Regions from separate parts of the Homo sapiens genome. Here region 2 is linked to region 1. Evidence: chromatin contacts called from ENCODE Hi-C or POLR2A ChIA-PET data. All regions are on one chromosome and are shown on one strand. The core of a region is the stretch at or near the end of the contact, and the rest is flanking DNA. Distances in the headings are between cores, read along the strand shown. Region 1 holds the start of FBXL4 (F-box and leucine rich repeat protein 4). Region 2 holds the start of GPR63 (G protein-coupled receptor 63).

Region 1 (7,192 bases), core at 3,501-6,000:
TCTGTATTATTTCTTACAACTGTATATGAATCTACAATGATCTTTTTTAAAAGTTTTATAAAATGTAAAACAAAAAAAAAAAGGACAAAATTCCAGGCCGGGCACAGTGGCTCACACCTGTAACCCCAGCACGTTGGGAGGCCAAGGCGGGTGGATCACTTGAGCCCAGGAGTTTGAGACCAGCCTGGGCAACATGGTGAAGCCCCATCTCTACAAAAAACACAAAAATTAGCCAGGTATTGTGGCATGCACCTGCAGTCCAGGCTACTTGAGAGGCTGAGGCAGGAGGATCACTTAAGTCCAGGAGATGGAGGTTGCAGTGAGCCAAAATTACACATTACACCACTGCACTCCAGCATGGGTGACAGAGCAAGACTCTGTCTCAAAAAAAAAAAAAAAAAAAAAGAAGACAAACTTCCAAATTGGCAAGGGGGAAGATTTCAGGGAGAAATAAAAGTTCAGCTCAGTTACATGAATGTTTGATGTTTATGAAAGGCAAGTAAAGCAAAATGGTGTAAAATGACTGAAAATAAACATAATAAACATATGGACAAAAAAGACCTATCAGGTACACACAAAACTGACAGAGAGGCAAAAGTCATATAAGACAATGTAGACTCCCAGCCAAAAAATCACTAAACAGGGCAAAAAAGATACTTCATATTCTTTAAGATAAAATCCACTAAGAACAATTACACATATTATCTTTAAGGCTGAATTCAACCAAAATCATAATCACAGTAAACATCTAACATACTTTGCTTACTAATTTGTTGGCTTTGAGAAAAACAACAAATTAAGGATATAGTATCTTACAACAAATGTGTCAAATCAAATAACAGGGAAAGGACAGTTTATCAAAATAAATGTTTTAGGAAAATGTCCAGCAATTTGGAAAAATAAATTTGTAATAGTATGCCATAGCAACCATTTTTAAAAATCTATATCTATGATAACAGAATGTGTACAAAGAGTATTTTAATAATCTTCCGGTGGAAACCCAGAGGCCGTAAAGGAAAACAACAGCAGAACTGGCAACATAAATATTAAAGATTTTTATAAAGCAAAAGCCCCAAGAAACACTAAAGAATAGACTATGAGAAAATACTAGCAAATGGTGAACCAAATCATTAATAGCCACAATATGTAAAGAGCTATTACAAATCAATTAGAAAAGAGGAACATTTCAACAGAAACCTAAGCAAGGGATATGATCATGCAAGTAAAAACGAATACAAATGACCAACAAACATACAGATAGTCAACCTCATCAATAAGCAAAGAAATGCAATACTAAAACAATAAAATAGCATTTTTCATCCATAAAATTACTAAATATAAAAAATAATCATTTCATCTTAGCAGGCCTCTCAAGTTTCTGCATATCATATAAGTAGAGGCACTGACGGCCTTTATTTTTTATCTTTTCAGTGGTGTTTATATAGCAAATAGCCTTGGCAGATAAAGAGATGTCTCCCTCTGGTACAGAGGGCAGGTTTGTTTACCATGTGGGAAAATAAAGATAATGTCTCCCTCTCTGGCAAAGATCAGACAGCTTTATTTGCAGCCCACTATGAAAGATTCAGGTTCCCTAAACTAAGGACTCCTCTCCTGTAACATAACCTACTTCATCTGCTAGTGTCACTGGGCTCTTATCACATCACCCTGTGGAAATCAGGGTTCCAGCAAATCAGCATAAGATGATCCTCTGGCTACCGTTCCTGTTGTGCTTTGTCTCTGAGTCAGGAGTCTCATATTTTCTGCCAGTTTCCATGAAACTGTTAGCTTGCAAGTAGGGTATGATCTCAGATCCTTGACAATTCTTGGCAATGTGATATGGCAAAAGCAATATTTTAACAAATTGTATAAATTTACTCTTACCAACAACTTTTGAGGAGCACTTTGGCAGAATCTCTCATAATTTAACACTTATGTGTAGCCTCTGACCTAGCAATTCCATATCTTAGGAAATGAACTAACATGCAAACATGACAGTATACAGAATAAACACAAAAATGATCCTTGCAGTTCTGTTTGTAATAAATTTGGAATAATGCCAACAGGGGACTGGCTAAATAACTTTTGGGTTATTCCTACAATGAAATACCAAAAGACTTACAAAAAAGACAAGATACTATTATATGCACTGACACAGAAGGATGTTTATCAATTATTATTAAGTGGAAGCTATAGAAAATTATAGATGGTACACTGCCATTTATGAAACAAAAGTAGACTTAAATATATTTATTTTTAAAATCTGCAAGCAGTGATCATCTTTATGGAACAAGGTTACTGGGTAGGTGGGCACACAGCACTTTCACTTCCTCCTTTAAGGATTTCTGTATTGCTTGATCTTTTTTAAAGAATGCATACATTTATTTCATGGGCTAATAAAGTTTTAAGTGTCCAGTGTAAAATTTATTATATTTTAGATATCCAGTTGTGATGGTAAAATACAAATGGATATGAGGATATCTTCCTCATATCCCAGGGAACACTTCTACAGCCATTTATCTCTTAGATAACCATTTTTCTCTTAGAAACCAGGTACAGAACATCCTAAATCACAGGTGATGGGGAGAGACACACTACAGTTACTATGACACGGTGCAAAGTCAAAAGGCATGCAGATTTTTAATCAGGCTGCTTCTCTATGTAACTGTAAGGAGCAACTCTAGTCGCAAGTTCTGAATGAGCAACAGAAGGGATTTATTTACTAACAGTTAATGATTCAACTGACCATGGAAAAAGCAAGCTAAAATAAATGAATCTCAATAACTGGCAGGAAAATTTTAAAGGGGGGAGGGAGGCAAGAGGTAAAGAAAGGGAATCAACTTGCCCCCACTAAATGTGTTCATTTCAAAAATATTTAGTGATGTCTACAATATGCCAGGCATCGTTCAAATCCCTAGATATTAAAACACATTATAAACCTAGAGCAATAAGAGCATCACAGAAGCCAGGATCACCACAGGGAGCCAAAGAATACTAGACCGTTCAGAAAGTCCCAAGAATACACGGGAATTTAGGGCCTATGGTATTTATAGGACTGATCAGCAGGGAAAAATAGAATTCCAACAAATGATGATGGAGTCACTAACAAAATTATAAAGTTAGAGCCTTCTTATCTCACATTAAATATAAATAAGATCATTAACAATACTAGAAGAAAACGGAGGTGGATATTTATATACAATTCATGTAGATAAAGGCCTTTTTTAAAGGACACTGTGTTAGATCCGCGAAGTTAAGATCGAGAATGTTAACCGCAGCAACATTAAGAGGATGAGACTAACACAGTAAAGAAAGAAGGGGCAGTTTTTGTTAACTGACCATATGTGCAAGTACCATATGTACCATTGTACAGAGTACTATAATCGCATTATTTCATCACGGCGTGAGTAAAGAAATTATCCATCTTACAATGAGTTGACTTATCTGATTTTCAAATAACAGAAGGGAAGAGTTTGAAAATGCAGAGTTCAGAAAAGCCAACTTTTGGCGCAGAAGTTTAAAACAAAGTTAGTACTCAGAACATAAGTATGGAAAGAAGAATCCAATTCAAGGAACTTTTAGAGTGCCTACTAAAGCATAATGCACATTTCCCTCAAGTCCTTAATCTGATAAAGGACTATTGGAGCGCTGATGACTCTGGATGAATCTCTCTCTACTCAACCAACAGATACAATATGCGGTACAGGATAATGGAGGCAGGAAGTGAGCCTGAAAGAAAAAAATATATACCTATAGCTGAACTTAAGAAACCAAGGAGTGCACGCAAGAACCAGAAAAGGCAGCTTGTGTCTGTGAACAGACCAAAGCAAGCAGAGATCCCTGCACCTGGTGGTAATGTGCCCTCCGGAGCACAAAGCCAGACGGGCATCCTGCCAACGCAACTACCTGACCACAGGCTTATACCATCTTCACCTTCTATAATAGTTATTTGTATACTGTATTTCAATCTGTGAATGCATCTCGAAGGTTTGTGGCAATGATTACTGGGAAATCAAGGAAATCCAAAACCACCCGTTATAAATATGTCGACAAGGAGGCCAAGTAGATGGTCATCATCACACTCTAGGGGCACCCCTAAACCTAAACACAGAAACAAGGTTGTAGCTGGGCACCCTGTAGCAGTCCTGAAGAAAGAAAACAGGCCTGGTTAGGCAAAAACCATCGGATGTCAGAGGGAAATCAAGGCAGCAGGCACAGGAATCACAAGCACAGGCGGGCATGTGGCCGACGCGTGGCTGCCGGCGCAGCACTGAGCGCGGGTGTGGGGCGACCCGCAGTCCCCCGCGGTGTAAACAACCCTGAGCCGCGCACACGTCCGAACGACGCCTCACAGCCTGCAGGCAGACTGTAGCGTAGAAAGAGCCCGAGGCACGTCAGCAGTTCTCAAGGGCCCCAGCAAGCCCCGCAAGCGTGAAGCGGAGGCGCGGGGGCGCGGGGCCGCGGGCGGGGAGGGGCGGGCAGCGGGGGCCTCTGCCAGGCGTCCAGACTCCCCAAAGCGCGGAGCTGCGCGCTGGCTCGGCCCCGGCCCCGCCCCGGCGCCAAAGGAAGAAGACAGAGACCCACGGGAGGGAGAAGTAAAGGAAGGGCCGTACCCTGCAGGGTCCGGGAGAGGCGCGCGCCGCGGGCTTCACCAGCGACCAGGCAGCGCGAGAAGGCCTGGGTGCGGGGGCGGCTCCCCGACTCTCTAGATGCGGCACAACCGCCGCAAGCCCGGCCTAGCGCGACCCGGAAGGAAGACGCGGAGGCCGCGAGGAGCGGCGGGCCCGGGGAGGCGGGGCGGAGCCGGGGAGGAGGGGCGGGGCCGCGGGGTTGGGGCGGGGCCGGGGAGGCGGGGCGGGGCCTGGAGGGAGGCGGGGCGGGGCCAGAAGCAAAGCCGGGCGTTTCTCCCATGGGAGGTGCTCTGGGTCCTACGGACAGCCCGCTCCCAGGCCAGGGGGAGGAGCTTTCTGCTGGCTTCCTAGCTCCAGTGGTGCCCGTGTAAAGGGCCTAGGTCATACACAGCGGGTAGTGTCTACAAATCCTCTTCGGAATAATCCCTTCCGAGTACCGGCTCGCCATGTGTAGTGTGGTCCTACAAGGACTTCTTCAGTCCAGACTTGGTGGATCAGATGATACATAGGTAATACGGCTGGTACGCATACGTAGAGGAAAAGTATAATATACATTATATGCACTCTGAAGGTATAATTCACCTAGTTTACAAACCTCCTCTTCCCTGCATACAAATCCTGCCTGCAGGCTCATTTCCATACCAACGTTCAGAAGCCTCTGACCATTACCTCTGATGAAGAAGATGGTCTGGCAGCCTCTCTTACTCATTTTGATTTATTTTTGGTAGATTCAGTATGGCACTTTATTTATTTATTTATGTATTTTTTGAGACGGAGTCTCGCTCTGTCGCCAGGCTGGAGTGCAGTGGCGCGATCTCGGCTCACTGCAACCTCCACCTCCCAGGTTCAAGCGATTCTCCTGCCTCAGCCTCCCGAGTAGCTGGGACTACAAGGGCGCCAAGCTAATATTTTGTATTTTTAGTAGAGACGGGGTTTCACCATATTGGCTAGGATGGTCTTGATCTCCTGACCTTGTGATCCACCTGCCTCAGCCTCCTAAAGTGCTGGGATTACAGCCGTGAGCCACCGCGCCCGCCCTTGGCACTTTTTTTAGTTTGCATCATATTTATCTTGTTACAAAATATCCACTAAGATGGAAAATATTTAATAAAATGTTGAACTACACATTATTTGCTGTCTGAATGCTCCAATGAGGCAAACCAGTAAGGATATTTACTTATATATGAACAGAATCAATATATGATATGCAATATACATTGTATACAAAAAAATTAAAATTTTTATTTTCTTCAACTTTTTGATGCATAATAGCTGTACATATTTTCAGGGTATATGTGATAATTTGATTCATTTCTGTAATCAAATCAGCATAACTGGGTTACTCATCCCCTTAAATATTTATCTTTTCTTTGTGCTAGGAACATTCAAATTGTTCTCTTCTGGCTATTTTGACATGTACTATTGATAAATGTTAGCTGTAGTCACCCTACTGATCTATGGAACACCGGGTCTTATTTCTTCTAAGTGTATGTTTCTTCTAAGTGTATGTTTACCTCCCCTTGCTCCCCCATGGCCCACCCCCCCAATACTTCTCAGTCTCTGAGATCCACTTTCTGAACTCCCACATATGAGTGAGAACATGCATTATTTGCCTTTCTGTGCTTGGCTTATTTCACTCATCATAATGACCTCCAGTTCTATCCATGTTTGTTGCAAATAAAAGGATTTTGTGGAGGGTTTTATGGCTGAATAATATTCTATTGTGTATATGTACCCCATTTTCTTTATCCATTCATCTGTTGCGCGGACACTTAGGTCAATTCTAAATCTTGGCTATTGTAAATAGTGCTGCAATAAACATAGAAGTGCAGATATCTCTTTGATATATGTATTTCCTTTCTGTTGGATCTATACCCAATAGTAGAATTGCTGAATCATATAGTAGTTCTATTTTTAGTTTTTTGAAGAATCTTCAAACAGTTTTTCACAGTGGCTCTAGTAATATTCATTCCTGCCAACAGTGCACACGGGTTCCCCTTTCTCCACATTCTCACCAGTATCTTTTGTTCCTGGCTTTTTTTTTTTTTTTTTTTTTTTGATAAAAGCCATTCTCACTGGGGTGAGATATCTCATTGTTTTGATTTGCATTTATCTGATGATTAGTGATAAGGAGCATTTTTTCATATACCAGTTGGCCATTTGTATGTCTTCTTTTGAGAAATGCCTGTTCAGATCTTCTGCCCATTTTTTAATTGGATTATTTGTTTTTGTTTTTGTTTTTGTTTTTGCTTTCCTATTGAGTTGTTTGAGCTCCTTATATAAAATATTCTGGTTATTAATCCCTTGTTAAATAAATAGTTTGCAAATATTTTCTCCCATTCTGTGGGTTGTCTCTTCACTTGATTGTTTCCTTTGCTATGCAGAAGCTTTTAAGCTTGATGTTATCCCATTTGTCTATTTTCACTTTTGTTGCCTATGTGTTTCAGATCTTAACCAAAAAGATAAGATCTTGCCCAGACTTATGTCATGGAGACTTTTCCCTATGCTTTCTTCTAGAAGTTTCATAGTTTTGGGTCTTAAATTTAAGCCTTTAATCCATTTTG
Region 2 (7,551 bases), core at 2,559-5,058, 2.1 Mb before region 1:
GAAGCTTTGCTCAAAAACCCTAAAAGGTATGTAAAGCTTATAACTATAATAACACATAAAGGTTTAAATTGAAAATGATGTTAAGAATTTGAAAATGATCTAAGAATCAATTAATATATATGCCAGGTGATTGGTACAGTATCTGGCTGGGGGTTTTTCTAAATTGTATCTGGGAAGATGTAATTCTTTAGCATATCACTCAAAGGAAATGCTGATAATAATAACCCTATTATTAATTTCAATAGGTGACCACTAGATTGCCCCCATACCTGCAAATATACCATCTATTCCCCAAGACCCGAGAGCTGTGTTAAAATCCAACTTTTCTAACTCTTCATTATGTTTATAATGAACATGAATGAGCTTTCCTGTGTATTAAGCTAGAGTTTCACGCTTGAGTTTTCTGAATCTTCTGTCATACAAACAGAAGTGGATACAAATCTTGTCCATATTTACTGGTGCAGAGGCTAGAATGCATTTTATCCTATGTGTCAAACTTAAAGCCTGAAACAGCTTGCTGTCAGCTTCAGAAACCATTTTTACAAGCATGGCATACCGCCTCAAGCCAACCAAATCCTAAAGCATGTTGGGCTGCCCACACTTCAAATCATTTGGAATGTTCTCATGTTTTGTGGTTGCAAAAGTACCAATTTTGTGGATCATCTAGTTCAAATTGAGGGCACATCTAACCTTAAACAGAAAATTCCCCGGAAATTGAAACTATAACTGACCAGGATCACATCAGCTCTTAAGATCTATGATCTCAGGCTGGTAGTCAAACATCTCAAATGTTGTGTTTTGAAAGTTGAAGAAATGCAACATAAACTCTGTGAAACTCATTCATGTGTCTTCAAGGAAACACTAAGAACTCATCCTAAATATACATATGTCATAGTTGCAAAAAAAAAAAGGAAAAAGTGCCACCTGCAACAAAGTAAAGGTGATTTGCAGCAAATATAAACACATTTCTGGTAAACAGCTAGCAAATTAAAGAAAAAAAAACCGCCTAACAGATTACTTCATTTCATTTCTAATTTTCATACATAAGCTGAAATATAGCAGCTTCAGCTGTGAAATGTGGTAACAAACATAACAAAGGTGAATGAAATAGTTTTGCTTGTAGTAACTGGAGCACTGTATTTATACATATTGTTTTTCCAAGCATTAATGGGTCCCTCTCTCAAATCAAGTGCTTAAGACATCATTTCACAAATTGGAGTACCAGAACTTCCCCAAGGTTTGCCTCTCATGCCTTTGAGGTCTACTCTCTAAATCCCAGATCTATGAAGAATGTCCTAAAGGTTATTTTTGAAGTATTAAAAGAAGAAAACACTATATTGACAAACTAAATTTTACCTAGAATTTGCCTATTGAAGCTTAAGAAATGCCTGGTTCAATTATCCATTGGCAGGGTAATTCAATCCATTTGAATAGATAAATGTGGTTAGGATATGGTTCCCTGATCCAAGCCTTGTTAAGAGTTCGAGAACATACTGAAAACCAGTGCTTTTTAACTTAACTGATATTGACTAAAATGCTGAAAAGATGACAAGCCCTAGCAATAACTATTTTTAGCTGATATTTTAGACCTACTGTTCCTGGTGCACATGTATTATTAGGTCCCTAAATGGTTTTCATGTTTTTTATATACTCAATAGCATATACAGATATGGTATATATAGTTATACTATATATAGTATGGATACATAAATATAGATATATGTGTGATATGGATATATACATATACAAATCCACCTCTGTGTGTATCATTTCCAAAATACTCATTCACAAAACAATCAACCCAAATTAAATAAACCATAAACAAAATCTCAAGGTGCTCAAGTAACTCTAGGAACTAAGTCACATCCACTTAGGAACACTAAATTCTTACTTTCTTGCTTGCAGTCCAGCAAACTTAAGGTAAAACAGTAACTACATAGGGGTTTTAGTTATGTTTATTTTTCCTAAGCAAATTTTTCTCCAAGAATGTTCAGCTTGCTGAAATTTTCAGAAAATGCTTGAGATGGTGGGTTCTTTTTTTGAGTTTCGGTACTGGTATACTTTACAGCAAAGTGACAAAACTGTACTTAGAGATAAAAATCTATATCCCAAACAAAATTTTACAGTATTACTGGTTATTCTGGGATGATTTTCTTCGAAAACTTCCCATTACAAACAATATGTTTCCTACACTATCCCGTCTGCCTTGGTAGTATACTTTTCACACACAAAATTGTACGTAACGCATATACCAGAAATACGTCAAGGCACTCTTTTATTTAAATAAGCTCCCACATTCTGTTTTTATTGTTCAAAATGATCTGAATGCTCATAATTGATGTAATCAATTATGTCACTAAAATTTTGGCTATGCAACATTTTACAAAATATAGGGACTTTTCATCAGCACCTTAGATTTGTAGTTGGCAATGTGAGTGAATAAGGCAAACAGGAATAGAGGTGTGGCAGAGACCTAGGGGTGTGAGAAAATGGGGCTTCCTTTACCCACGGGACACGTGGGAAAAAAAACTTATCCACGTCTGCAATAAATGTACTTTTATGTTAGGTTTCATTAAATGAAACACGTATTACATACCTCGTCAATGGATTAGAATGTCTGAAGCAGTATCAGCTTATGCAAGAAACATGAGGTTTTTATCCATGATTCTTAGAAACACTACTCCTAGAACTGGTTGAAGGCTTCTTAATCTAAGACATAATGAAAAACAAGCTCACCCAATAAACAAAGAGAAATCCTATTTTAAAAACATATGGTTTAAACTTCATCCTACCTCACTAAAAACCTGCATGCTACTATAGGGATGCCTGTATTCCCTAAGTGTCGAGACTCAGTCTCATCCAAGACTAAACGATCTCTTTGAAAATTTGGGCAAGCCCTGGGGGAAATTTTCATAAAGATATGTTGTTGGATTTTTTTTTTAAGCACTCTGAGCCTCCACAACATATTTTATTATTAAAAAGAAGAATGTTTCCGAAAAGGGGCAGAGGAGAAAAGACTGAAATCAGGGCGACGTTGAAAACCGGCCAAGGATGCAACACACAGCGCCGCAAGCTGAACCACATGGAAGAGGGAACCTCTCTTAACTGTTGGAGCGCGAAAGGACCTTTCGCTCTCGCAAACAAGGTAAATTTCAGCCCTCAAGCAGCGAGACCACCGTGTAAAAGTTCAAGTGGAGCTCATCTCCTTCCTCTCACTCCCAGCACTGAATTCTCAACCAGAACAGCCCAGCAGGAAAGGAGCCGGCATGGGGTGCCCCTCTGCAGCCGACCGTTTTCCTAGAAGGCCTAACCGCTCAGACGGGCAGGGGAGGGGGGCGGGCGGCCCGGGAGAAACCGAGTCCCCGCCGGGTCCCCACCGTGTGGCGCCGACCGAAATAACTCCAGTCCAGCTGCAAAAACCCTCCCGAAAACCCAAGCTTCTCCGGCACAACTTCGGTCTCTCCAGCCTCATTCCTCCCCGCACTCCGCCAAACTGCTCGCCCTGCCCAGCGCAGCGGATGCAAGCGCTCCCCGCCCCGAGCGGCTACCTGTCCCGCGGGCCGGGGATCGCGGGCCGGGGATCCCGAGCCTCACCTCACCTCAAGCGAAGGGCAGCGCGCGGGCGCCCGCGGAAGAGCCCAGGGAGCATGGCTCCATGTAGTCCCTCCCGGAACTTTCCTGACATAGCACTTCTCTCCTCCGCTGCAGAGAACAACGCTGCCAGGCGGAGGAGGAAGGAGGACAACGAAGAGGAGGTGGTGGCGGCGGCGGCGATACAGGCGGCGGTGGCGGGAGCTGGAGCTGAAAGTGAGGAGCATCGCGGACGAGCGCCGCCGCCTCGCGAGCCGCCGAGGGGTTCCCGCCCCCAGGGTAACCAACGCTCCCTCTTAAAGGCGCCGGCCCCGGTTTTAGACCGGGAGGTGAGTGAGAGAAGAGAAAGAGGGAGGAGGCAAGTAAAAAGGGAGGGGGCAAGTAAAGAGGGAGGAGGCAAGTAAAGAGGGAGGAGGCAAGTAGAGACGGAGAGATCCCTGGAGGCCACGCCCGAGCTGCCCCAGGGCGGATCGCCGGCCCCTTTCGACCGCTCCCTGCCCTGAACCCCTCTATGCTCAGGTCGCATCGTTCCTCCGCCTGGGCAAAGGCATCGAGGGTACCGCAAGTGCGCCCACCCGGCACTGGGGCAACCCTCGTCGTTGGCCTGCGCCCTGCACCCCGCGCCTCGCTCCCAGACGGTCGCCCCGCCCCTAATCCCTGGCAGTCCTTTTAGGGTCCTGGTTTCCCGCTCCCACGGGCCCCCAGAGTGCACCTCCAGTGGCTACTGCCCAGTGGATTTGCGTTCCCCGAGGCTACTCGCGTTTCTTCTTTGGTTATTCTTCCTCATTTCCAACACAATGATGAGGGTCTCACGCAGGCGTCCAGAAGACTGAAATAACTAAAAGCCAGCTGGGGCCCCTAGACCAATGCTTGAAGGTGTCCCTGATGTGTGGCATGGGAGAATTGCCAGGTATCCTCCTTTACCCGGTGCTCTGTTCTCTTCCAATGGCCAATCCCCAGCTGGCCTCCCACTGGATTTCTAAAACGATTCACTTTCATCAACACATGGGCTGTAAAGATGCCAAACAACTCAGGAAGACCCCCCAGAAAAAGTATCATCTTGAGACAGTGGAAAATGCTGCTTTCAGTGACAAGTGATATTTTCAGCTATTATCAACATATGTGATCATTACTGAGGCCACAGCCTCAGGTGGTGATGCCCAGGAGGCTCCCAGCATCAGCAGCTATCGTCACCCTAGGAAGAGACCACAGCAGCAGTGGGCATGAGCAGCAGAGGGTTGCTACTGTCCACGGACTTGTTTTTCTACCTCATAGTTCCAACCCTTGCTTCTTGGACCTATGGGACTTCAGTATAGTGTTGTGCAGTTTGTACTCTGCACTGTGTCCTCTGTCTGAGGAGGTGGGCAGGCAATTTGGAGTTAAGATCTAGCCTGGGTTCCAGAGCACCAGTCCTAGCACCAAGCTCGGAGAGAGTGGCATTTCCTCATTCACACAAAGGCACTTGCATATCACTACCCTGAGACTGAACCAGAACATCTCAGTTCTTTGCCTCCTGCCACCTACAGCTGTGAAAGAAGCACTTGTGTTGAACTTGTAGAAGAATAAGGCAAGAGGAGACTATACAAAAGGTTGAAGAAACTTCTGTAACCAGATGGAGACGAAATAAGCCCTGGGCTCAATAAAAGCAGGAGACATGGTCTTGCCTGGACCAAACTTTTAAGATGGGAAAGGAGATTATCAGCGAGCAAAAGTGAAGTCAGGATAGTTGGATGTGGCCAGCACACAACTCAAACTGAGTTAGCAAAACCTGCAGCAAAGGGCATTGGAATTTATTGGTTCATATGTTTATAAATCCCATAAGTAGAACTGGCGCGCGCACACACACACACACACACACACACACACACACGTTCTTAGAAATCCTTTTTACTCCAGATACTCAAAGAGCATCAGGACTCAATTTCTCTCCCTGTCTTCATTGTGCTTTCACTGCACTGGTTTTATTTCTCTAAACAGAGGGAAGACCTACATCTCCAGTCTTAACATCCAACCTCCTTAGCAATTAGTCGCATCAGAAAGAAAGCAAGCTGAAGAATGTCTCACCAGACCCACGTGGATCCTGCGTTCATCTCTGAACTAACCATTGTAACTATGGGATGGAATGCACACTGCCAGGCTGGGGTTATTTGCCTTTATCTACAAAAAGGTCAAGGGAAATAATTGTATGTACCCTTCATATATACCCAAACCACAGGGACCGAGTAGAAAGAAAGAGGTTTCCCAAAGGAAAATTAAAGTGTTGTTAATAAAGAAGGCAAAAGAATGTTGAGTAGATAAAGACTATAAATGCCCACTACAATCCCCATTCCCCAGTATACACACATCACCACCACTGTCACCAAGGGGACTGACCACCTCTCTGCTCCTTTACCAACAGTCTCAGGATCAGAAGAATGAGAATGCTGATGGGTCATGGAGGTGCTAGTAATTGAGCCAACCAGCCACATCCTTTGGCCTCAGAGCCACTGAGAAGATCCTGAGTGACATTTGTGACATTTCACAAACCACCTGCAAACAAACAATATATAAACCATGATTGTATTCAATTATTTTTCCCTAAATTATAAACCTGCCTCCATGTACCTCAAGCCCACATTCATTGTTAGGCCTTTTTAGTTATGCAATCAATTTAATTTGATAAGAGCTCATGGAAATTCCCTGATATATATATATATATTCAACTTGGGGGAAAAAAAAGTGGCCTACGAATAATCACATTTCAGTATCCAAGTGCCAAAGAGCCCAGCTTTGTTTTTAAACTTCAGTAACTTTATCTTTTCAGAGAGAAAGATGTTATCTTTCTCTCTGAAAAGGTGTTTATTTTGCCTACCAAAAAGTGACAAAAAATTTCAGGCTTTTTTTGTCTCACACAAGAACTTTTCTTTTACAGTAGTTGCTAAAAAAAAAAGTTTTGTATTTTTTTCTTCATTTGTGCATTTTATAGAAATCCTCATATATCATAGAAATTTAGACTAATAAACTGGAAGAGACTTTAGAATAACCTAAAACATCCCTTTCATTTCAGAGCTAAAGAAATGAAAGCTCAAAGGTTGACTTGTGTAGGGTACATAGCTGTTTTTTAGTATCTGTGATGTCCCTAACACACATGTGCTTTTGCTAGACATTTCGAAGGATATAGAAGCAAAAGCATAGAATGTAGTCACTGTCCTCAAAGAGACATAACTATCTAAGATATAAGACAATTACAGAACATCACAATATATCATATAATTTAGTGTAAAAAGTGTGGGATGATCTCCGTGTATTAAAAATAGGCATCAGAAAATGAGACACTATGGACTGGAATAGTCTTGGAAACACTTTCTAGCGAGGAAGCAATTAGATGGTCTTTTTTAAATGCAGAGGAAAAAGGAAAGATTTTCCAAGCAAGAAAGCAAACAAAATGAGAAGGCATTGATGGGAAAAAGATCTTGCCACTTGCAGGAACAGAAATGAAACCTGTACTGTCATGGTTTAGAAAAGTTTTTCAAACTCCAAGTCATGAAGTCATTTTACTAAGTTTTGACTAGTATTATTTTAATTAAAATATCAGCATGCATCATACTTAATAAGTATTATTTGTTAAACTTGTGTTTCATTATCATGCGTGTTCTGAGTTATGACATGAATTCAATGTCTTACTTTGGTTAATGTTCACAGTAAGCTCAAAAGCCTCTGGTTCTGAAGCTAAATAGACTAGGTGTGAAACTGTTTTGAGGCAAGACATTGAGCAAATAACATCTCTCCAAGCATCAATTTCTTTATGTGCAAGAGATTTTCTGCACAGTCCTGTGCACACAGTAAGACTTGTAAATGCCACCTCTTATTGACTAGATTGGATATTTTCAACCCTGACTGCACATTAGAATCACCTGAGAGGTTTTTTTTAAAATACCGTTGCCTGGGGCCCATCCTCAGAGACCCAGATTCAATTTCAGG

The links. Hi-C counts contacts between places; a loop is a spot of excess contacts on that map. ChIA-PET counts read pairs that join two places held with the same protein, here RNA polymerase II (POLR2A). Pooled maps may share reads with other maps.
Region 2: a map of naive thymus-derived CD4-positive, alpha-beta T cell shows a loop between it and region 1 (17-fold over the local background). The contact joins the promoter of GPR63 here to the promoter of FBXL4 in region 1. A Hi-C loop is called at or near these places in 1 of 168 maps with a recorded cell type or tissue (naive thymus-derived CD4-positive, alpha-beta T cell) and 11 of 50 pooled maps. POLR2A ChIA-PET finds 5 or more read pairs at or near these places in 1 of 52 experiments (H1).

The regions. Positions count from the first base shown.
Region 1 is chr6:98,943,196-98,950,387 of GRCh38, forward strand. It overlaps FBXL4 (F-box and leucine rich repeat protein 4), which reads right to left and starts at 4,751. Exons shown (of 10, transcript NM_001278716.2): 1 at 4,611-4,751. RefSeq lists enhancers at 3,641-3,830, 4,634-5,145 and silencers at 4,271-4,580, 4,878-5,172.
Region 2 is chr6:96,833,669-96,841,219 of GRCh38, forward strand. It overlaps GPR63 (G protein-coupled receptor 63), which reads right to left and starts at 3,809. Exons shown (of 2, transcript NM_030784.4): 1 at 3,600-3,809. RefSeq lists a silencer at 3,319-3,368.